Regions from separate parts of the Homo sapiens genome. Here all the other regions are linked to region 2. A link is a loop called in an ENCODE intact Hi-C map of the cell type or tissue named here. Cell type or tissue: heart left ventricle. All regions are shown on one strand. Region 1 overlaps CWC27 (CWC27 spliceosome associated cyclophilin). Region 2 has its middle 270 kb from the start of CWC27. Region 3 overlaps CWC27 (CWC27 spliceosome associated cyclophilin).

Region 1 (8,000 bases), 220 kb after region 2:
AGAACACAATTTTGTCAGTCCAGGTTCAACCAGAGAAACAGAACCAGTAGAAGACAGATAAATAGATAATTGATGGATGGATAGATAGATAGATAGATAGATAGATAGATAGATAGATTTATTACAAAGAATTAGCTTATACAATTGTGGGAGCTGCCTAGGCAGATCTGAAACCTGTAGAGCAAGCAAGCCATCAGGAAGGGCGTGCTGGAACTTTTGGGCATGAACTGAAGCTACTATTCACAGACGAAATTTATTCTTTTTCAGGGAAGTCTGAGCTCTGCTCTTTGGACTTTCAAATGATTGAACCAGGTCCCCAGATTATCTGTGATAATCTGCTTTACCTAAGTCACTGATTGTAGACGTTAATCACAACTACAAAATAACTTCATACCAACACCTAGATTAGTTTTTGATGGAATAACTGGAGTCCATCGCCCCACCAAGCTGACTTACAAAACCAACCATCCTAACAACATATCAAAATTGGTGAGATGCAGACAAAGCAGTGCTGAGAGGGAAATTTCAAGTTTTAAATGCATATATCAGAAAAGAAGAGGGGTTCAGAATCAATCATCTAAACTTCCATCTTTAAAAGCTAAAAAACAAAACCCCAAAACAGACAAGAAGAAAAAGGGGAAGAGCAGAAGGAGCAAATTAAATAAGTAGAAAAAAGGAAGTTGGAGAACTACATGATTTCAAGCCATACTAATACAGATCATGTAAACATATATCTCAAGGACTTTTAATAACATAGGAAACTTGCCAATTTGGTAAATTGTTAGTTCCAACCTCTCCCTGCTTACCACGTTCCAGATATAACTTTCACAGAAGTTGAGACCTAGATGCACCCTTAAAGGTAGCAGGTAGTTCAATTCTTTCATTTTTAAGAAAAGAACACCCAGTGTCAAATAGTTGGGGAAGAGACATGCAAAACTATAAGCATGGTTTCCAAACTCCCTCCCACAGCTCTTTCCATTGCAACATACGGTCTCCAAGTTGCCTTATATGTTACTAAAAATTTGACACACCTGATTTACTGTGCTGTAGCTTTTGGGAAAACATGCCATTATACCTACTTGCTCATTTTCTTTTACTTCTTAAATGTATCCACAGGCTACCTTGAGAGGCACCTTTCTGTGAATTAGAAAAGAACACTTACTGGCCGGGTGCGGTGGCTCATGTCTGTAATCCTAGCACTTTGGGAGGCCGAGGCGGGTGGATCATGAGGTCAGGAGATCGAGACCATCCTGGCTAATCGGGTAAAACCCCGCCTCTACTAAAAATAGAAAAAATTAGCTAGGCATGGTGGTACGTGCCTGTAGTCCCAGCTACTAGGGAGGCTGAGGCAGGAGAATCTCTTGAACCTGGGAGGCGGAGGTTGCAGTGAGCCGAGGTCGCACCACTGCACTCCAGCCTGGGCGACGGAGTGAGACTCCATCTCAAAAAAAAAAAAAAAAAAAAAAGAGAAAAGAAAGGAACACTTCCCCTGGGGGGTGCCTTCTAGAGGAAAAAAAAAAAAAACCCACAAAACTTTTCTAGACTGAAGGATTAGAAGAAGGTACCCTTAGGACTGACATACCCTCACACCAGTGCAGAAGGCTTGGTGAGTAGAGCCCCAGCTAGATTTCAGCCCATACTCACATTCCATAACTAAGCTTCCCTTTTCAGGTCACAATATGCACAACCATCTTTAGTAGTCCACTTACTAATCATTCACCATCTTGCTGAATGCAGAAAATCAAGTAATGTTAGTCCATAAAAATATTCCATTCATAAATGAATAACATACAGAAAAAAATCTTCTAAAACAATATCTTAAAACTCTTAAGCTATATCTTAAAACTCTTGGCATAACAAAGTTCTAATATTGTAAATACTCTAGTAAAATAATAATATTAAAAGAGGAAGACTTTATTACCAATGCTTTCTTTTAAAGAGTGACATTTTATGTTTGTTTTCTTTAGTAAGATTTGAAGTGTTTCTATAAGTGCTATATTTAAAAAACACATAGATGGAAAAAATAAAGCAAGATGTTTTCCTAAGCAATAAATGTCATTGGGTTTTCAGCAAGGACATTTATGTTTCTAAAATAAAACACTTGCATTCACTAGCTAGATAAAGTTAGAACTTTATCTTTTAAATTTGTTTCCTTCAGTGAACATATCTATAATCACATTGGTAGACACGTTATTTTTGTTCTATGAGGTTGTCATAAAGTTTTTATTATAAACAGGATGTTCTCAAATATAATGCTTTCATTTTTTATAAACATTCAAAATTAAACAAAAGAAATAAAAATAATTAACAATTTTTATAAAATACAATTAGCAAATATTATCTTAAAAGAGACCATTCCTTTCACTAGCAAAATTACTCTTATATCCTACTTACTCCAGTTTGAGTTCCGGCTGGTTGGCAGCATAAACCTGCCTTAAAACGCACCTTCAGGAAAATTCTATTTAACTTCACTTGACTTAACATTTTACAGAGATTCCCTATGTATTTAGAGTGCTCAGTCTGTTTATACTATTTGGTACTTTTTAATGTATTACTTTCTTAATTTCATGTGCTCATGTTTTACAGAGCATGAGTTAGGCAGTAATTGCATCTGATGCCAAGTCATTCTCTGTATCCAACAGAGGGATGTAGGAGGTGGGAAAACCAGGATGCTTATGAAGGATAATAGCTACTAATTTTGTAGGTAGGCTTGTCTTGTTTCCCTATCCCTATAGACTGGCTTCATCAATTCTACTTCATTGGAACTACACCCTTTAAATACAGTCGCTTAAAAGATAATACTCTGGTTGCCATATAGGCTTAATAACTATTGTCAATTACCTGACAAATTAATTTTTAATTTTACTTTGAAATACGCCATGGTTGGAAGAGAGTATCAGACAGTGAGCTGCTCTATGGTTGTTAAATGACAGAACTGGACTGTGTGGTATCAATGGTACTTTCAACTTTATAATCACAGGCCATCAATGGCATTACGTTTTAAAAGTGGTCTCATGTACACATTTCATTTGACCTTATCAAAACACCACTGAAATAGGAAGGGCAGGTATTGATTGCATTTTACTGATGAGGAAGCAGGAGATTCAGAAAAATTGGTTTACTCAGATCTCATTTCTAGCAAACAATGCTGGCATCAGAACCTAAATATTCATAGATCACAGTTGTCATTAAATTTGAGTAACATTTGTTATTCAAATAAATTCTAGCCTAGTGCTAGAAATAAAATTTGTTTTAATCGTGCTATGTAAATTCATTCTTCTCACTAAACCATTACCTCATTTACTGTAGTGATTTGATATTCATTTTCAAATTGTAAAAAGTAAAATAATAATCTAAAATAGTAATCTTAACAAACCTTCCTACTCATATTACTCTTTTCCAAAAATGCAGAAATTCAATATTAATCCAGCCTTGAATCCTTCAAATTGATTTACTCTAGTTTTAAAAAAATTAATCTATTAATATGTTTATCTGTACACTTGAAATAACACACAAATAAAGCAAAATGAGTTGTATTTACAGTTTATTATACAGGAAGGTAAATCATTATCTGGTTCCAACCTATCTTTTCCAGCTTTATTTCCAACTATATTCTCTCCTCTGGTCACAATAGATTATTCCTCAAATACACCCTGTACTTTTCTCAGTTTCCTCTTCTGGAAATTCCCTTCCCCACCCATTTCCTCTTATTCAAACTCTACCCCTTCTTCAAGGCCTAAAATTAATGCTACTTGCATACATGCAGACTTCCTAATCCATAAATTCAAAATTAATCTCTCCATGTTCCATGAAGCTACTGTACTTTCTCTAATCTTGTGTTTTATATAGATTTCTTTGTATACACACAGCTAACTATCTGGCTCAGCTGAGAGCTTTATGCCACTTGGATATTGTAGATGTCTGAAAAACTGTTTGATGGATGCAAATTACCTATCAAACAGAACACTGCTTCAAGGTTTTCATCATGTCATGTCTGTCTCCTCAATCTCTAACCTTGGCTCCTCCCAGTTTATTTTCCATGTTATTATTATACAATGGTGATCTCCCAAAAACAAACCCTAATCATGTAACTTTCCAACTTTAAATCTTTGTATTGTTTTCTACCATCTAAAGGACAGAGTCCATTTCCAAATACGCCATACAAGGCCCGTCATGACCTGGCCCCAGTCTATTTTTCTAACACTTTCTACCAATTCCGGCAGACATGCAACCATGTGTACAAAAGTTCCTGCAGTTATCAGGATATCAAACTCTCACCTATCCCCTTGCACCTACTTTCTATATCCTTGGTACACCATTCTAATATCCCATTCCTTAACCCTCATCTCAACGGAGGTATAATATGGCAGTTAAGTCAAGGATATCTGTGTTTAAATCCTATATTGCCAAGTTCTGGGAGAGTAATCCTGAATAAGTTAAACTTTTAAAAACACAATTAGGGAAAGGTGGGAAAGCTCTCTAACTTCACCATTCTTCCCCTACTCTTTTTGCAATACCACTCTGATCCTATGGTAAAGAGAGCAGCTTCAGGATTTTCTGCAAAACAAAAAACTAAGGGTTAGTACTAGAATGTAAGCTCTATGTTCCCTGCAGTAGAAGATTAAAACAGGTAAGTTTTAAAAACAAATATGCCTTAAACTTTCTTTTCCTCTAGTTCCTTATTCACTATATGCTGAAGTGTGAAGTAACAATACATAGAAAATGTTAAATCCTTTTTGGCTTAATAGTCCATCTCAGCAAGGATATTAACATATTTTCACGTTTATTTGCCTCATCTATTATCTTTGGGGAAATATCTGTTAAGCTCTTGTGACCATTTAAAAAATTACTTTGTTGGCCGGGCATGGTGGCTCATGCGGTCAAGACATTGAGACCATCCTGGCCAACGTGGTGAAACCCCGTCTCTACTAAAAATACAAAAATTAGCTGGGTGTGGTGGCACGTGCCTGTAATCCCAGCTACTTGGGAGGCTGAGGCAGGAGAATCACTTGAACCATGGAGTTGGAGGTTGCAGTGAGCCAAGATTGCTCCACTGTACTCCAGCCTGGCGACAGAGTGAGACTCTCTCAAAAAAAAAAAAAAAAAAATTGCTTTGTTTTCTTATAGTTGAATTTTAAGAGTTCTTTATATATTCTGGATACAAGTCTTTTATCAGATATATGGTTTGCAAATATTGTTTTCCCAGTCTGTGGCTTGTTTTTTAATCTCCTTAAAAGCATCTATCACAGAACCAAAGGTTTGTTTTTTTTTTGATAAAGTTTACTTCATCATTTTTGTCCACAGATCATGCTTTTTGTGTTTAAAAACTCACTGTCAAACCCCAAGTTCATACAGATTTTCTCTTTTTCTTCTAGAAGTGTAATAGTTTTATGTTTTGGTCTATGATCCATTTTGAGTAAATTTTTATATAAAATATAAGGTATGTATCAAGATTTATTTATTTGCACATAGATCTCCAATTATTCCAGTACCATTTGTTGAAAGGACTATCATTTTTCAATCCAATTATCTTTGTACCTTTGTCAAAAAAATCAGATGACTATATTTGTGTAGGTCTGCTTGTGGACTCTGTATTCTGTCCCACTGATCTATCTCTCTATCTTTTAACCATCTTTTCTTTTTTTTTCCTTCTTTAAGATTTAATAGGTATGTCACACTCTAGATATTGGTTCACATATACTTAAGTGGCTCTTCTAGTTCAAGGTATCATACTCTGTAAAAGGATTTCTTTTTGTTCTAAGAATTAGAATGAAAATATAACAACAACAACAACAACAAAAAGTTAAACAGAACTTGAGTGATGTGAAGCAGATAAAGACTGTTGTACAATAGCACAATATACTAAGGCCAGGTCACTGCTCTGGCTGAAAACTGGGAGTTGTTTCACCTTAAAGAGCCCAGATGAAGTGTGCCCTTTGGCATAGTATATTTCCATGTCAGATTTACAGCTTTGTAAGGTTTTATTTGTTTCCATTTTGTTTATACCCGGTTTAGGTGCCAGGTGTTCATCTAAAGTAATCTTGAGCAGTTACAGTATTTAAAAAAAAGAACAGTTCAAATAAATACACAGCATCAACTTTCAAACACTCTTAAAATATTAGTTAAAACTTTTGAAAGAATAAACTGAAAATTTTCTCATATATGTCTTTGTTGGAATAAACACTATTTATCAGTTTTATGAAAATTATTTAGTAGGGGTTTTTATACATATTAATAGCAAAAAGCTCTGAATGACCTTAAACTGCATGAATTAAGGTAATTCAAACATTCTCCCAAACTATGACCATAATACCAAAGACTGAAAGCAGTGATGCTGCAATTTAACCATCCTTAGGTTGTAATTCCTTTCTAAAGGCAAGAGTCCTAAGTTGTCAGTTTGTGTTGCAGGCCATGCTTAAGTACTATAATAGGTGTTTTGTCCCCGTATTAGTCCATTCTCACGCTACTAATAAAGATATAACCAAGACTGGATAATTTATAAAGGAAAGAGGTTTAACTGACTCACAGTTTCACATGGCTGGGGAGGCCTCATGATCATGGCAGAAGACAAAGGAAGAGCAAAGTCACATCTTACATGGTGACAGGCAAAGACAGCGTGTACAGGGGAACTCCCCTTTATAAAACCATCAGATCTAGTGTGACTTATTCACTATCATGAGAACAGCACGAGGAAAGACCCAGCCTCATGATTAATTACCTCCCACTGGGTCCCTCCTACAACATGTGGGAATTAAGGGAGCTACAATTCAAGAGGAGATTTGGGTGGGGACATAGCCAAACCATATCAGTCACCCTTTTTTAACTTTATTTTAGGTTCGGGGGTACACACGAAGGTTTCTTACCTAGGTAAATACATGTCAGAGGGGTTTCTTGTATATATTACTTCATCACCCAGGTATTATTAAGTCCAGTATGATGTCCCTTTTGTCCCACTGAAAATTATTATAGTTCACTGACACAATTTAGAAATAAAGCTAGTTTGGCTAACAAAAGGAAACCTCTCACTTTGTCTCCTTAAAGTCAAGTGACCATTGTCTTCTGCAAACATCCGAACCTAGCATTAAAAAGACAAAATAATCTAGATCCCAACTTGCTTTTTAACTTTATTTGCCTTTATTCACCTATGCTCCCAACATATACGAAAAAGCTAAGCAACATGTGTATTTTCATTACTAATTAATTGACCATAAAACCTAGGAGCAAATATCTTTAAATAGCTACTAAAAGGTAAGCACATTTTGTTCTATAATTATTTTCATACTATACAGCACAGGCTAAAACAATAAAAGGAACAAAACATAATTTTTAAAACTTCACTAAAATACTAAGAAATCCTACCTGAGAATGAGTATAAAGCCAAACAATAAGGCTGTTGAATAACTGCAATGTTATCCTGGTCTTTGATTTCTGGGCTATTCTCCAGTACCATCAGGATTAGATAACCTCACCTTCTATCACACTAAATGTATTTCCACAGGTCAGCTACATATATCATTTTTTATAGGTGACTAGACATGTACATACATACTTCACCCAAAACTTACTCTTACCAAACAGCAGCAGGATATAAAATACAAGGTCCCATAACACCCTAGTCTTTGTCCCAGGCCTATGTAATATTTATCTGGATGCTTTGGAGCCAAGCCAAAGGCTTTTCGTTTTAACTTCATTAAACAAAGCCTGTCTTTAAAATATTTCAAGTTACTGTCAATATTGTGAGCAAAAAAAGCATATCCGGAAATTCTATTAATTTGTAATGACTAATAAAACTAAAGTAAACGCTTATCTAAAAGGAAGAAGAAATTGGCAGGAAGTCATTATATAACTTTCAAAGCTAAGAAAACATTCTTTTTTCAATAGAATCAAGAAAATCAAATATACAGTAAGGACAAATCTAACTTCCTATCTATTGAGTACATACATACCTTTGATCTAATGAATTTCCAGAACAAATTGAAAATACAGATTAAAAAGAAGTG
Region 2 (8,000 bases):
GGTTAGGAGTTCGGGTGTGTTCCCTAAACTCGGTGGGGATTTTTTTCCCCCTTGTTGGATGACACAGTTTAAAATTCCTTTCTTCATATGCTATAATTCCCTTTGGTTCTCTCCAGCCCTTTATCAAGGTCAGACACACCCCTACAACTTTGTGTGTTGTTGACAAGAGAAAAGTGAGACCTGCCCTGTGTTCACAGCCCTCTGTGGAGCCCTTTGCAGGGGTAGCAGCATCACTCCAAGGGGTGGAGGTCACTGGGCTGCAGGCTGCATTTGCCAGGAGTTGAGTTATTGCCAGCTCCTGCCCCTTTAAGTGTCTCTGTCTCCTGGGCAGATATGAGCACTGTATTCAGAATTACTAATCTTTTCTGGGACCTTTTCTCTAAATTCCAAATCACATAAGGGGAAGTGGTGAGGATGAACCTTCCCCAAACCCCACATTTCTGTAGCTCTAGAGGATATTGACTCATGGTGGAGCATTTATTTCAAATAGAAAACAGCACAAACCAAAAGACTTGAGGAAGTACCTCCTCCCACTCTTGTTTCCAAATTCCATTCAGGTTTGGAACTTTTTGAACAATTTTTATTTTGAAACATGAAAAGGTGGAAGAATCCAGCCTCTTTCTGCTAAGAGTAGACATAAAGATAAGCATCTCTCCTCAAAGGTACAGGATTATGTTACCCTTCTGGAATCCTGGTAGCCAATTCAAGTTGTTTTTGAAGCACAATGCTACCCATGAGGCCCAAACCAAAAGAACCAGACATTCCAGATTGACTCAAATAATTCCATTTTTTAAATGTAATGTTCTGGCACCTCTGTGATGACCATATTTGTTCCAGTTTTCATCACACCCTGTGATATTGAATGGCAAGACCAAGAACAAAATGCTTCTTTGAATAACTCCGCTGCCTTCCTACCTTGAGGCTGTCAGGTATGGGATACAGTTTGTTGGGAATTAAAGGAAAACAAAATTTCCACTCAAGAATTGAATTCTTTCAACAAATATAAAGAGAGGAAAAATTGTTTTGTGGTTTATTGTGGGGAAGAGAACTCTTAGAAAAAACAATAGGAGGAAATTCTCAATAGAAACTATGGATCTTTGATGAACTTTTCATTTCTGCATGATTAGAGAATTATTAACAGCCAAAACAAAACCTATTTTCTTCTTACTGTGTCTTATCCAAGTATTTAGTAGGGAGAAAAATGACATTAGCGACTATTGAGCCATTTGATTCCCAAACACATAGTAACTTGGCTTTGAAGGCAAGTCACAATGCTTCTAGGAAACCCCAAGATGGGAAGATTAAACTCTTTTCATTCTCTTTGAACTATTTGGAAACATTCACAGCTTGGAGCTGGGATGTCCATTCTATTGTCCACGGAGTTAGCTGTGTTGTCTCTGACTCCACAAAACACGAGTTTCTAACTGAACTGGGAGAGAGTTCTCCTGTACTGTGTCTAGTCTGTGTAGGCCAGACTTTATCAGTTTTTGGTACTCTGTGATAATTACCCTTGCCAAACACACTTGTCAGAATTATTCCCTAAAACACACTTGATTAATGGGCTTATCAATACCATTATATCTTGAATAATGCATATTAGTCCCAGATGACTATCTTTTCAGTTAAAAAATGAATTTAAACAAAGTGTAAATGTAAACATATTTCCAACTCAGAGTTCCATTTCAACCACTGAAGCACATCCTAGCACTAAGTCCTTTATTATTTTTGACGTTTATGACTTTGTGTTTGTTGGAAACAAGTTTTCAGGTGGCTATATCTGTTTTTTTATATTTATGACTCTTTTGTACTTATTGGAAATAAACAAGTTCTCAGTCTTCTATCTGTAAAATAAAACAAGAACTGCTTCACAAGAATCTTAGGATAATTAAATAAGATGATAGACATAAAGTAGTGGTCATATAGTAAGTGTTCTATAAATATTATGACTTAATTCCTTTAGCTCTATGGTAGACATACAGAGATTTGGGGAGATGATTTAAGTATATTAATTTTTATCTTTTTTTTTTGAGATAGAAGTTTTCTCTTGTTGCCCAGGCTGGAGTGCAGTGGTGTGATCTCGACTCACTGCAACCTCTGCCTCCCAGATTCAAGCGATTCTCCTGCCTAAGTCTCCCTAGTAGCTGGGATTACAGGCATGCTCCACCACACCTGACTAATTTTTTTGTATTTTTAGTAGAGACGGGGTTTCACCATGTTGGCCAGGCTGGTCTCGAACTCCTGACCTCAGGTGATCCACCTGCCTCAGCCTCCCAAAGTGCTGGGATTACAGGCGTGAGCCACCGCACCCGGCCTCTATTTTGTAATTAATATATTTACTTTTCATTGTAAAACAAGGGATTTCTATAGCAATTCAGAGCTTAATTTTTGTCTGTTAGCTAACTTACAAAATTTAAGCCTTTCGCGATTTGCTTTCAAGGCCCTCTGCCCTTTGGGTCCTATTGTACACAACCCTTTTCATGCTCCCAATTCATCAGTCCCTGTCCTGTCCTTTCACACATTCCACAGTTTCTTGTATCATGTTTCCCCTATCTAAAAAACTTCTTTTCCATTTCCCTTTATTATAATCTCATTCTTCCTTTAAGGTCCAGTTCAATCATTCTTTTCTTCTACAAAGACACTTCTGATTTCCTTGGTCCAAAAATAATGTCTCCCTCATAGTCATTCTTATGAAATTGAGTATTTTTAAACAATTTCAAATTTAGAAGAGGGCAACATTTACAGAAAACTTGCAAAGATTGCACAGAGATTTCCCACGTACTCCTCAACAAGTTTCCCCCAATGTTCACATCTTATATTACTATGGTCTATTTGTCCCAACTAAGAATCTAATATTGGTATACACACTGAACGCTTGTAACTTACGTTGTAGCTGACTATTAACTGTAAAATCCTTGAAATCAGGCTGTGTGGCCCTTAGTTTACTCATTCTGTAATATGTACAAAGTCTTTGCTTACCATTGAGCACCAAGTGGGAACTAAAACAATGTTTGTTGAATGAAAGAACAATCACTCCCATTGCTTTAACTGTCTACCTCAACATAATCTCTGTTTAAGTGTTTTGTGTAAGTGGAACATAAATACAGAAAAATGTGACTATAAATGTAAAGCTCAGTGATTTTTCACAATCTGAACATACTCATGTAATTATCACCTGGATTTCAAATAGAACATTTCCTGCATCACAGAAGCCCCTCCATGTGCTCCTTCCAGTAACAACCACCCTCCATCTTGACTTCTTATGTTGCCTTTAGTTTTATTTCAGTAATGGGACACAGTGTCATGGTTCATGCTTATAATGTGACCCAGTTTTATACTGTTATCATGTCTGTGCAAAGTGGCTTGAATCTATTAAAAAATTCATGGCTTGATTAAAGGAAGTATAACGCAGTAGATTTTCCAATAGCCAAACAATGTCCATTGTCTTTGTAGTTTATATAGTTTCTGCATTAAAGCCTAGCTTACGGTTGGGTGTACCCACTTTGGACCGAAAGACAATTCCATTTCTGACAACATCATTGAGCCCAGTGTAGGAAGTAGGACATAAACCATTTTCATTTCTGTTCCCTTAGAAACACATGGAACAAAATAAAGTTTGCCAAATGGAAATATACAAAACCACTGGGGAAATAAATGTTATTTTTAACCTTCTAAGAGACTATCACAAATAACTGGGAGGAGAGTGGAAAGAATTCAAAAAGCAGATGACCTTTTAACAGGCAGAACATAGCAGGGTCAGCAAGTGTCTAGAGAATGTTGTGACTTGGAGAAGGGATGCTGGGAGCCCAAGCCTGGAGGAACTGATCTCACCGGTTATGATGAGAATGGAGCTAGCTTCTTCCCAATCCTATGTGAACTGGATGGCTAGAAGGGAACCTTCCTCCAGTAATGGAAACAGTGAGAATCCTTGGGTACTAAACAAAGGAGTAGATTTGGAGATCTAGGAGCTAGTGGGTTTGTGGCTGGCAGCCAGGTCTGGAGTGTTGCTTTCAGGATGCCGGGTTTTCTCTACTCTTTGAGCAAATCTCACCCTATGGAGACACAGTCACCTGCATTCTAGGTGGAGACCACAGAGGTGAGGAAGTGGGTTAGAGGGAGGATGACAGCCATACCGTCAGTAGAGGGAGCTGTTCTGGGAAGGAGACAGGGAGACAGGAACCTCTTCCGCCTTAAGAGGGAAAAGAAAGCCACCACAGCCATTCTCACCCTTTTGAAGTTAAATCACTGCTTCACTGCCAGTTCTCAGGTGGCTCAAGAATGGACGGCTACTTTGCAAAGCACGTGCCAATTACACAAAATTGCCTACTTTGTCATGCGAATTTAAACCAAGCAGAGAATGCCTCTTGATCAATCTGGCTTTTCTTACAGATACTCAGCATGGAGAAAACTGGCTTGGTTGGAGACAGAGTTTGTGTCACACTTTTTCTCATAAAGGGAAAGTTGCTCCAGACCAAGCAACAAGGGAGATGTCAAAAGCTGGCTGTTCCAGCTTCTCCCTTGAGTTACAGATCGTCACACAACTCTGAGCACAGGAAGGACCTACAGTGTTCTTAGAAGCAGTAGAGTTGCATGCCCTTTACTAACCAGGCTAACCAATGCAAGAGTGTGTAAGACCTTCTAGGCAAAAGGCCCTGGGAGGCTGAGTTTATTCTCAAACCACCAGCCTTTCTCCCACCATCACGTTCAGTTACCAAAACATACTTACTTTTTTTTTCCTGTAACCTCATTTTAGAAGTGAACAGCTTTCAGTTAAAGTGATTTGCAGGGGATAAATAGAAGTAGGCTCATGCCAGACCTCACAGAGAAGTTCTAGATGGGCCCAGCATGGTGGCTCATGCCTGTAATCCCGGCACTTTTGGAGGTTGAGGCGGGCAGCTTGCCTGGGGTCAGCAGGAGTTCAAGACCAGCCTGGGCAACATGGTGAAACCCCATCTCTACAAGAAGCATAAAAAAATTAGCCGGGCGTGGTGGTGTGTGCCTGTAGTCCAAGGTACTTGGGGGCTGAGGCGGGAGGATTTCTTGAGCATAGGAGGTCAAGGCTACAGTGAGCCCAGATCGCCACTGCATTCCAGCCTGGGTGACAGAGCAAGACCCCATCTTAAAAAAGAGAGAGGGAGAAGATCTGGATGGTTCATGTCCTCTGCTTATCCTGGATATCTAGAATCTTACGGAAACCTTATATTACCCTTTCATGAAGTGGGAAAAGGACTTTAGAGAAGGGGGACAGATTAGAAGGCAGAAAATGCACTAAATAGTGTGACTCTCTCTTCATTTAGGCCCAGTTCTTTCTCCTGTACTTCTCTAGTTTTTTAGTAAAAGAAACAAGGAGACTGGAGCTTGGACTAACAGAATTAGCATGTTCAACATCAGTGTTCCAAAAATCATCAGCCATTTATCTTCATGGGGAGTTTTTCCTTTAGGCGCCAGCTGACTTTCTTTTCTTTGGCCCCTCTTTCTCATTCTGCCTTCTGCCACCAGCCTCCATCTCCACTGCAAAACTCTCCACGTCCCATTCAGGTCAGGGCCTTCCTTCACAGGCACAAAAGCTCATCCTGCAAATAATCAGCTTCTGCCCAGGTTCTCTATCATTAGCAATATAGAAAAGAGCAGAAGCTTTCAAGTTTTGCTCACAATTTGACATATATTTGATCAAATTTTTAGTTTGGGCTTGTATGCTCCACCAACCATCAAACCCTGGCAAATGTAAGTAAGGGTGAAGGGATGGTCTACCTCATACACTAGTAAAAACTGAGAACATCTTAGATGCTCATAAACGGAAATAGTGTTTAAGTACTTGATGATACCTCTACTAAAGGAGTAGATCTTTATGATCTTTAAAGCAATGTTTGAAAAAAGCACAAAAAAGTTTCTGCCACAATATAAGTGAAAAAGGTAGGCTACAAAATGATATAACATGACTAAATGACGTTAAAAACCTGAAGATCTGCTGCAAAGAAAGGGGGTTGTGGGGGGAGACAGGAAGGAAATGCATCAACGTTAACAGAGGTTGAGTCTAGAGGGTGGGGCTTTGGGTGATTACTTTTTTCTTCGTAATTTTCCACCCTTTAAAAGAGCATGTCCTACTTTTATAATTACGGAAAAAAGAAAGAAAACCTTGAGCTTTTGCATTTAACCAGTCCGCAAAAGCAATAAACAAGACGCGCTGTGGCCAGGGAACCCAGCGTTCGAGGGGCCGGCAGCGCGATCTGGCTGTCGCCTGTGGGCGGGGCGCAGTCCCCGGGACAGCCTCCCGGACCCGGGCCCCCAGGCTGCCCGCAACCCTCAAAAAGGAGCCTGTTTTATCTCTGAGCAGAGATGACGTCACCCTAAGGAAACCAGAAAGTGCTGATTAATCATGAAGTCAGAACTAATCCCTGAAAAGAAGTCGGGTAGGGGCGAGGCGCGAGAGTGCCCCAGACGAGATTGCAACCTCAGACGCCGCGACCGGGCTGGGGTCTCGCCCGTCACGCCCAGCCGGGACGCCGGTGCGCCCCGCCCCCACCTCGCGTCTCCCCGCTTCCCGCTTCCAGCTTCCCCCGCGTACTCCCAGCCTCCCGCCTCCCGCCGCCACTAGGTTTCTCCGGCCAGCGGCCTGGGTGGCGCATGCGCAGCGGCGGGATGGCCGGGCCCGCTCCAGACCCTGGCAGTCCACAAGCTCCCAGTCGCCTGCCGTGGTCCCTCCCCGACAGGTTCTTATTGTACCGCGCAGTGGTCGCGCACCGACTAGCTGTGCTTTTAAAGATGATTATCACTATGGCGGTGAGACAGTAGTTTGGCCGAGACCTGTTCCAGTACCCGAGCCAAAAAGGGTGAAGTAGATCCAGGACCGTCACTGGAAGCCACTTCGAGAGAGAGGCCATGCTTCTTAAAGTATGGGTTTCACAGCCGCCAGTTTTTTGGAGGTCTATAGTCACATGTTATTCACAATCTTATTTTTATTACAGTCGGTTAAAAAGGATTTCATCCATTGCTAGAACACTGCAATCCTCAGCTTCGGGGGTAACCAGAAGGCTCTCTGCGCCCGCTGCTGGGAGGTGGCGGGGCCCCGGGTCCAGAGCCAGGCTGGAGGCGGGCGCGCCCCACCGCCCCTGTGATGAGAGACAGCAGGAAAACTGGGCGTCCGGCAGCCCTGGGGCAGAACAGGTTGCTTGTCCCTGGGGAGCCCTCTAAGGGATAAAGGACCTTGGATGCGATCAGTCTTTCTTTGCGGAAAGCCCTCACACCTGTCCTGAGAGATAATTTGCATAAAAGCTGTTTGTGCCCTGGAGGAGAAAAGAAAGTGATTAAAAGAAGGTGGGGAGAGGGGTGGTCTGAGATGTCAGTAAGGATATTGGGCTGTGAAATACGTTGGTCTTATAAGTGGCTCTGCAATATCTTCTAAGAAGAATCCTCTGTGAGGCCAGCCTCTTGTTTTTAGGCTGGTCAAGCAGAAAAGAAGAATGGAAGCCCATTCACTGAGAAGCCACTGGGCCCCCAGGGACACCTCCATCTTGCCTTCACAGCATTTGCTCTTGCAACAGGTTCTTAGATTAATTTGGCCTCGTGGTCAGTCTTGAAGCAGCTCCCACATGTGCCCTGGCAGCTCAGCGCCCAGCTGTCCCGTCCTGTGTTTGTCTAGTTGATTAGGCAAGTGTTAACCAGTGAACCACAGAGGCCCATGGTCCAGTGGGCAGGGTGTAAGAAAGTACCTGGAACACAGAGATGGACGGAGATAGAGCTGGAGTTTGGGCCAGGTGGGCAGCACCGGCACCTCTCAACAATACCTACAAACATATTGCTCTGCTCATTTGTTTTAATCACATCAAGGCTTGTCACAATCTTTCTGTTTTCTTTTCCCTTAGAAAACAAACGTCTCACTAGGGTTGCTTCATGAAGTTCACCAGTACAGTAAGTGCTACAGCACGTTAGATTGCCTTGGCAGGGAGAAGGGCCTTTTATCTGCTTTGGATCACTGTTGGAGTCTCAGGCCTTTAAATCTTTTG
Region 3 (8,000 bases), 79 kb after region 2:
CTAATCAATATTTAAGCCATAAACTGGGTCATTGAATTTAATAACTATATTTTCTATTTCTAAATATTCCATATGGCTCTTTTACAAATCACCTACTCTTTTTTATTGCCTTAATTTTTTATTATGATTTTTATTTCTTTAAAAAAATCTCTTTACTGGCCAGGCATGGTGGCTCATGCCTGTAATCTGAGCACTTTGGGAGGCGGAGGCGGGCTGATTGTCTGAGCTCAGGAGTTTGAAACCAGCCTGGGCAACATGGCAAAACCTTATCTCTACTAAAAATACAAAAAAAAATTAGCTGGGTGTGGTGGTGGCGGGCGCCTGTAATCCCAGCTACTCAGGAGGCTGAGGCAGGAGAATTGCTTGAACTCAGGAGGTGGAGGCTGTAGTGAGCCAAGACTGTGCCTGCACTCCAGCCTGGGCAACAGAGAGAGACTCTGTCTCACAAAATAGAAACTCTTTATTTAAAACAAAGTTATTATGTTCTATCACTCAGATTGTTCTTGGGGATTGTTCTGTTCTGTCTTCTGACCCTCTCTCTAGGGTGGTCATTTATTTATGTGTTTTCTAATCTTTTATTGTGAGTTTATTTTCAGCTAGGACTGCATCTCCATCACACTCCATAGGAATCCTAGGCACCAAGATTGTTCAAGTATTCCTATAGAGAGGTTTTGCATTGGTTTCTACCAGACAATCAAGGGGTTCCATTGGTCCAGAGCCATTTTTTCCCATTATTTTCTTGACTTAGGAATCCTATACCATATAAATAGCATACATTCAGACTTTATATTTATGCCTGGTAGAGGTTTAGAGTTTTGGCTTTTTCATAAGAGTCTTTCATTTTTTCTGCCACATAGAGTTCTGAAAAATGGCAAGCTTCTTTGTGGCATTCCTGACCAGGTAGACAGATTTTTAGTTCCTACCTCTCTAACCCAAGGCCATATCTTCCATCCAAATGTGAGATTAAAACCCTATCTTCTAGATATTAGAGCCTCCATTTGGGTCCAAAATCCACTTGGGCCACTGTAGTGTTGGCTTACTCAATGTCTGGTTATGCCTTCCTTTTGTTTCTGGTACTTATGATTTTCCTTTTCTTTCTTTCTTACCTTCTTTTCTCTCTTCCTCAAGCCTAGCTAAGTATTTAAATTGGGCTGGATCATATTTTATCCAGCATTTCTATAGATTTGTAGGAGAAGAAAGTTTTGTGTTAGCTCAGTCCATGTTGCCAGAACAGGAAGTAGCACATCTATTTCTCATGTGCTTGAATCCTCCTGAATAAACAAAAATTCAATAAGTGACTAGATGATTTTAGTGAAGTAAAACTGGCTAATAAAATACACAAGACATTTAAAATAATTCTGTTTTTCTAATACAGAGTGCTCTACTTTTACTTTTCTTATAAATCTCAATGTACACTGGATGATTCATAAACAATAATGATGCATTATAATGACTATTCATCATTACCTGAAATTTCTATGAAATACATGCTAAACAGATAGTAATGAAGGATGGAATTAAAAAAGAATATCTACTAAGAACTTATTATATGTCAAGCACTATGCTAGGGTGTTTTGATTATCTATGAGGAAAGTATCAATAAACCTATTTTACAAGTGAGGAAACAGGATATGACCAAAATTAGAATATAGTAAAGCTTGGATATGAGCTGAGGTATGTATGATACAAAGGTCCACACTGTGTCCTACTGTCTTCAATTAAAACTTCAATTCATAATTACACAGTGTCTTCTGTGTGCCTCTTATGCTAAGAGATGCTTTGAAAGAAATGTAAAACATATGATACAGGCTTTTCATTCCAGAAATTAAAGGGTAAAATGAACTTAACATACATGAAAAATATCACTTACAATGTAAGTATCAAAATGTGGATTCACGGATATAATACAAGCATCTTGGGGACTTAAAGATTACCTATGCTATGGCGTTAAAATAAAATTAAAAAAATATATTAGTTATGTATGAGATAAAAATAGGAGATATATATATATATATGAAAGGGCTTGGGAAGGAAATGTCCAACATCACTATAACCATCAGTTTACTAGAGCACAAGAGCTAGGAAGTAGCTTGAGGATCTTCTAATCTAACTTCCTGTTGATAGATGAAGCAACTAAGGACCAGGTAAGTGACATTACTTAGCTAGTGTCTCATGTGAGTTATCAGCAGAGCCTGGGCTAAAACTTGTATTCCAACTCTTAGTTTGTAAGACTGCAAGTTAAGTACTGCACATTTGTTCCTGCATGTTATAAAGTATGTCCCTTATCCTTTCCCTAGGAGCTAGTCAGAAACTTAATCTTCAATCCACTTGAGTCTCTTCATTGGCTACCTACCTAATGAACCAATGTTATCTATCCACAGCTTTCACTGTATAGATTAAAAGAGCTTATACTTATACCCTCTGTTGTCTCAGGACCAGAGTCAAGGAGCTATCAGCTCTAAGTAGCTGCAAATTCATTCATTTAAAAAAAAAAAACAGTGTATTGAGCTGGGTGTAGTGGTGCAGGCGTGTAGTCACAGCTACTCAGGAGGCTGAGGTGGGAGGATCACTTGGGCCTAGGAGTTCAAAGCCAGCCTGAACAACATAGCGAGACAATCTCTTAAAAAAAAAGAAGTGTACTGAGTGGCTATTCTGTGACAGCAACTGTTAATAAGCCTGCTTATAAATGATTTTAAATGTCTCTGGATTTACTATTTCAAGAAAATTTTTGCTAACTAAATAAAGGTGATGTGGTAATAACAGTAAACATCATTTGATTAACAAAATAGACTTGATGGATATAAAAAATGTTAATGCTACTAATGTCTAGTTGTACCTCATACTTTCTGGAAAATACAAAGTCAATTTGTATTTTTTTTTAATATACCAGATCTTAAATTAATTCAAGGAAAAGTATCAGACTTGAAAATAGCTAACACGATGGCTAACATTTAACATTTCAATTACTTACTATATGCCAGACACTGGTAACTGAGTTACTTGTTTAATCTTCTAACTAACAATTCTGTCAGGAAAATATGTTATGAACTTCATTTTGCCAATGAGAAAACGAAAGCAGGAAAAGGTTAAATAATTTATCACATGGATTATAAGCCTGGGGATATAAACCTATGTAGTCTGGCTCTAAAGTACAAGCGCTTAACCAGTTTGGTTGTTTCTTCTTCATGTTTGAGAAAAAAAAAAAAATCCCTAGGAAAACAATTCCAATCTGACACAAAAATGCATCAGGTAACCAACTGGGTATATCCCGATGAAATAAAATCCTTCAAAAAAAGGCCCTAAACTCCCCCAGACCATAATATATGGTTTAATGGATAATGAGGGGAAAAAAAAGACCAAACAGTGGGTTTACTCAGTTAAGTTCTACCTAGGAAGAATCCCTTATGGCTTTTTCTCGATTCTCCTTAATTAATCAAATTTTCCCCTCATTTGAACCTTCAAAACACTTCGTGGCTCCCAAGCACACCGTATCATAACTGCTTCTTTGTTTATATTGCCCTCCAGGCTGTAAACTCACATGGCAAGAACTGTGGCCTAGCATATGCCTTGCATATAGTATGTGCTAAATAAATAGTAGCTGAATGGACAAATAAACAGATAGATCATTTTTAGGTCCTGAATTACAACAGTGTCTACAGTCACCTTACTGCTTTTACTGAATGGAAAAGTTCCTGGAGGGACTTGTAGGGCCTTAGGGCCCTTAGCATACAAATACTTTTTCAATAGATGGTTGCCTAATTAAGTTGAGGTATAAGGGATTAGATAATTCCTGACACTTGTTAAATAAAGGTGAGAGGAGTTCATGAAGTCAGCTTTAAGGCAGTTACCCCTGATTAGGGCCACTGGGCACTAAGCTTTCTGGGTAAGAGTTGCAGCCATTCATTGTGGTTTTACCATCTCTCCTGAGGAGCTACTGGTGATAAACTACATATTCTCCCTCTCCCAGTCAGAATGCCTTTTCTTTTGCTTTATTAAGAAAATCCATCGTGGAAATTATAATGGGAATATTCTGTGACAATAAAATGAGAGCCTATAGGCAATATATTCTATACTATCATTTTTTCATTATTACAACCCATAATATTTATTTAGTGACCAGAGACTAAAGCCTTACTAACTTTGTTTTAAAGATACTTGAAAGTTGTTAAGGTGATATATTCAAATAGTGAATAAGAAGAAAACTTGTCCAATGGAGCTGCCAAAATAAAAACCTATTCATAATAAAAAATAATTTAATGGGGGGGTCTCTATACATGTGTATTTTACAGAAACTAGACAGAAGGATGCTAAAGTTTATTTTTTCTATACTATGGACTACAATAAAAAAACTACCATTTATTCATTCTGTTTCACCAGTTTTCATTTTCAGCATATTTTTATGCTACAAATTGAACAATACTGGCTCCATCTGGTGGTCAATAAGCCTCCTAAAGGTTCATGAAAATTAGTTAAAAGTGGTTAAATAATTTAGGGGTTATCTGAAATATACTTGAACATTAAAGTATGCCTCAACACTGAACACTGATTATGTGTAATTCAGTCTAATTTACATGGAAGTGTTATTTTTTTCTTCTATAGTTTATCCTAGCTTCATTGCTTCATGTTATGAGGGGCTTAAAATAATTCTCAAAATAAAATAATACAGAACGTTTTCCTCTGTGTTTTTCCATTAGAGAATTTGAGAAATGTGCAGGTTACAAATTGTCTCATGGAATAAATAATACAGTTAAAATTTATGCAGTTTTTCAGATTGGATTCTGTTTTAAAATATAAACTTGAAAATACTCACTGATTTTCGACTGTATTTTCCATTAGAGAAGGGTAGCTTGTGAATATATGAGTTCATATCTAGGAGTTTTATATATTTACATGCTACTGAATGCTTAATCTTGATTTTTAAATTCTGCATAAAAGGAATATGTCTAGAATCACAACATAAAATTTGAGTACTGTGAAGTTCTTAGGTATCAGCAACCTGCTCATTTTACAGATAAAAAAACTGAGGTTTGGAGAAGTTCAATGATTGTGCTAAACTGGGAGTATGAGAAAACAGGTTTTACGAGAAGCCAGTGTCTCGTTTCTACACACACTACCATATACACTTTCTCTTTGTAGCACGTTCTCACTGCACATATGCTTCATAACAAACTAGTAATCACATTGGGGTTATATACATTTACAGCATAGTGTGACATTTATAAAATGGAATGTATCCTTAATATAGTTTTAACTCTCTAAATTAGGAATTTTTAAAATTTTTACTTTTGCTATTTTCCCTTAAGATGTCGGAAATTAAAAAAAAAACCTGTTTTAAAGCCCTACTCCTATCAAAATACAAAATTTTATCTTGTCTTTTCAGGAGTAAAGGGCTTTGTTGAGTTTATAATTCAAATAGCAGTTATGTTGGTAATAAATTATAGTCATGACAGCATATAATTTAGGATACCACAAAGTATTATACTAAAAATCAATTCAAATAAATTTAAGTAATCTTACCTAACATGTTAAGGGATAGAGAGAACTTAGATCAGTAAAGACAGGTTCTGAACACAAAACATTAAAACTGGTCTTAATTGTCTTATTTTTACTAATAATTTTTCTTATACTGCTCCTTGAGGAGCAGGGTTAACCCATGGGCAGTGTGCCCAGAGTCTCCCTAATAACGTTTTTTATTAAACAGTGGGTCTACTACATAAACTTATCAGGGAGCCTGTCAGATAGACTACTTGATAAGCAGCTTTTTACAGATGTTTCTGTATTCTTAGTAATGATCACAAGACACAACTGCAATATATAAATGATTATTGAGAATTGTTGAGGGGCATATGTGCTTTTCTTTTGGGGGCTCCAGCTTTCTACCTATCAGCTGTAGTTTGTTGTTCCTGTTTAAATTTGCTCATTCTCCCTCACGCAAACCTCTGGACTAGCACACAGGTTGATTGATGTTGCCCCCCAGGTACCTCAAGAGAGCACACTTTGTGCTTCTGCAGATGGTGTGATCCGCAATTCTTGTAGCTCGATGGCCATTTTGAAAACATTTCCATGTTGCCCTGCCATTCTGGATGTGGAAACTACAAATTATGTACCCCGTGTTGTAGCAGTAAGAAAAAAAAAATTCTTCAAGATAAAAAGAATTTATGAAGCCAATGAGAAAGGAGACTCAAGAAGTACTACCTAAAATTGCCCAAGGCGAATTAAGCATTGCAGAATATCTGTGTTTCTAACAGTACTTAAAGGAGGGTTCTATTGTTTTGTAACATAAGGTAATTTTCTCCAAGTAGTTATAAGAATTTACAAATCTGTTCAAAACAGTCCTTAAAATACTTGCATGTGTGGTATTGCAGAGTATTCTTTAGATTTCCTATGTGATTGAGGAAACTGAAGCAATAAAGTAGCTTCTAAAATATAAGTATGACCACTTCTGCCAGCACCATCACCATTTTTTTAGGATCTAGCATGTCTAAGACACAATGTTAAGATACTGTGCATGCTTTATTACTTAATTCTGTAACAACAGAAGGGGTATTATTATCCCTATTTCATGCATGAGGAAACAGAGGTTTAGATAGGTTATCTCTTACCCCAGTTTATATGGCTAATAAATGATGAAGCAAGGATTTGAATCCAAGGCTGTCAGACTTCAAAGCTCATCCTTTTTCTACTCTATTTAGTGCAAACAGTTATGGTGGTAGGTGGTACTATTATGCGTAGGAGTGAGGGAAACCAATGACAGTTTTCCAGGTTAGGAGCTTATATACTGGACAAAGGGTAAGACATACACTATTACTGTGTAGTGGTACAAATAACATGAGAGGTTCTGATATTTAGGAAATTCATGCAGAGAAGGGAGAGGGAAAGCTGGGTAGAGGAAGTGGCAGCATAAGTGGGCATTAAAGGAGAAATAAGATTTGGCAATAGCAGGTAAACGAGAAATAATAACCAAGACATAACAACCAAAGGAAATACAGGGCAGGATGCACAGGAGGCAGAGAAAAATTATTCTTTGAAAATGAAGAATGTATAAATAAGATGGGGAATAAAGAAAATAAGACAAAACTCTGATCATGAAAGTCTCTGAATGCCAAATAAAGAAATTTGAACTTTATTTTGGTAAGCAATGAGCAGCCACATTTTATATCTTGTTGGTCCTATACTGCCAAAAATAATTCATAGGTGTTTGTGAGCCTCTTATAAAAATTTTTATTTCTAATATTCCTATACCTAATTATTGATTATTTGTGAGCCTTTTATAAAGTTAAATGTGTTGAACCATTCTAGATTGTTATGTTGTTTGGACTCGTGTCTAAGAATTTTTTAAGGGTTATTTTCTATCATAGTACTAGCTTTAGTTAGTTGATAAAATGGCAGTAAAATTTCAAGTTTCCTGATGCCCACACACCTCTTATCAGTGAACAAAGCATTCCTTAGTAGTTTAGTGACTGCAAGTGCAAAGGTGAGACAGGGAGAGAGAGGGACTGACTCCCCAAGATCTTGGGATTTTTTTTCCTAATAATTTTAATAAGGAACTTTGGAAAATATCCTGGTAAAATTATTTTTCTGTATCTATGAGAATATTTTAATTGAAATATGAAAATATGTACAACTATTTGAAAGCACCATATCCAGTTGTTTCTGACTGTGTTTCACTCTTGACTTTTTTTTTCATTTTTATTTTTTACCTGCCTAGACCAACCAGACCAGATTAATGTCAGATTAATGACATCTCTGACAAATTAAGTTTTGAGATGGAGTGAAGGTAGGGGAAAAGCTCATCCAACTATGCTCCATTTGAAGTCTACTTGTGTCCAAATGGGCTTTCTGGAACCTGAGGTCGGATGGTGAGTTGAATGGGGGTCGCCCTGCTCAATTTTAGTGGTAATGCTGTGAATTGTAGGCTAGCAATCAGACTGCTGATTCTGGCATACAGCTAACAGGTCATATTGCTTGTGGCTTGTTTTATTTTTTGAGGAAACAGCACT

The links. A loop is a pair of places that touch in the nucleus more often than their neighbours do. Peaks named below come from ENCODE experiments on the same cell type or tissue, not always from the same donor. Only the 100,000 strongest peaks of a DNase experiment are listed, where the experiment ranks them.
Region 1: it touches region 2 in a loop (4-fold over the local background); 21 of 110 quality-filtered maps call a loop at or near these places.
Region 3: it touches region 2 in a loop (2.5-fold over the local background); 11 of 110 quality-filtered maps call a loop at or near these places.

The regions. Positions count from the first base shown.
Region 1 is chr5:64,818,195-64,826,194 of GRCh38, reverse strand. All of the region lies in intron 10 of CWC27 (CWC27 spliceosome associated cyclophilin), which reads right to left. Among named protein-coding and RNA genes, the nearest start is that of CWC27, 53 kb to the right of the region's middle. In heart left ventricle, no CTCF peak of the experiment used is centred here; no DNase peak of the experiment used is centred here; H3K27ac peaks cover 819 bases.
Region 2 is chr5:65,034,146-65,042,145 of GRCh38, reverse strand. No RefSeq gene overlaps it. Among named protein-coding and RNA genes, the nearest start is that of CWC27, 270 kb to the right of the region's middle. RefSeq lists enhancers at 3,990-4,284, 6,116-6,632 and a silencer at 6,506-6,555. In heart left ventricle, CTCF peaks have their summits at 4,120 (motif pointing right) and 6,563; DNase peaks (open chromatin) are centred at 6,285 and 6,605; H3K4me3 peaks cover 1,438 bases; H3K27ac peaks cover 6,116 bases.
Region 3 is chr5:64,955,419-64,963,418 of GRCh38, reverse strand. The region is part of intron 11 of CWC27 (CWC27 spliceosome associated cyclophilin); the gene reads right to left. Among named protein-coding and RNA genes, the nearest start is that of CWC27, 190 kb to the right of the region's middle. In heart left ventricle, CTCF peaks have their summits at 4,255 and 4,457 (motif pointing left); no DNase peak of the experiment used is centred here.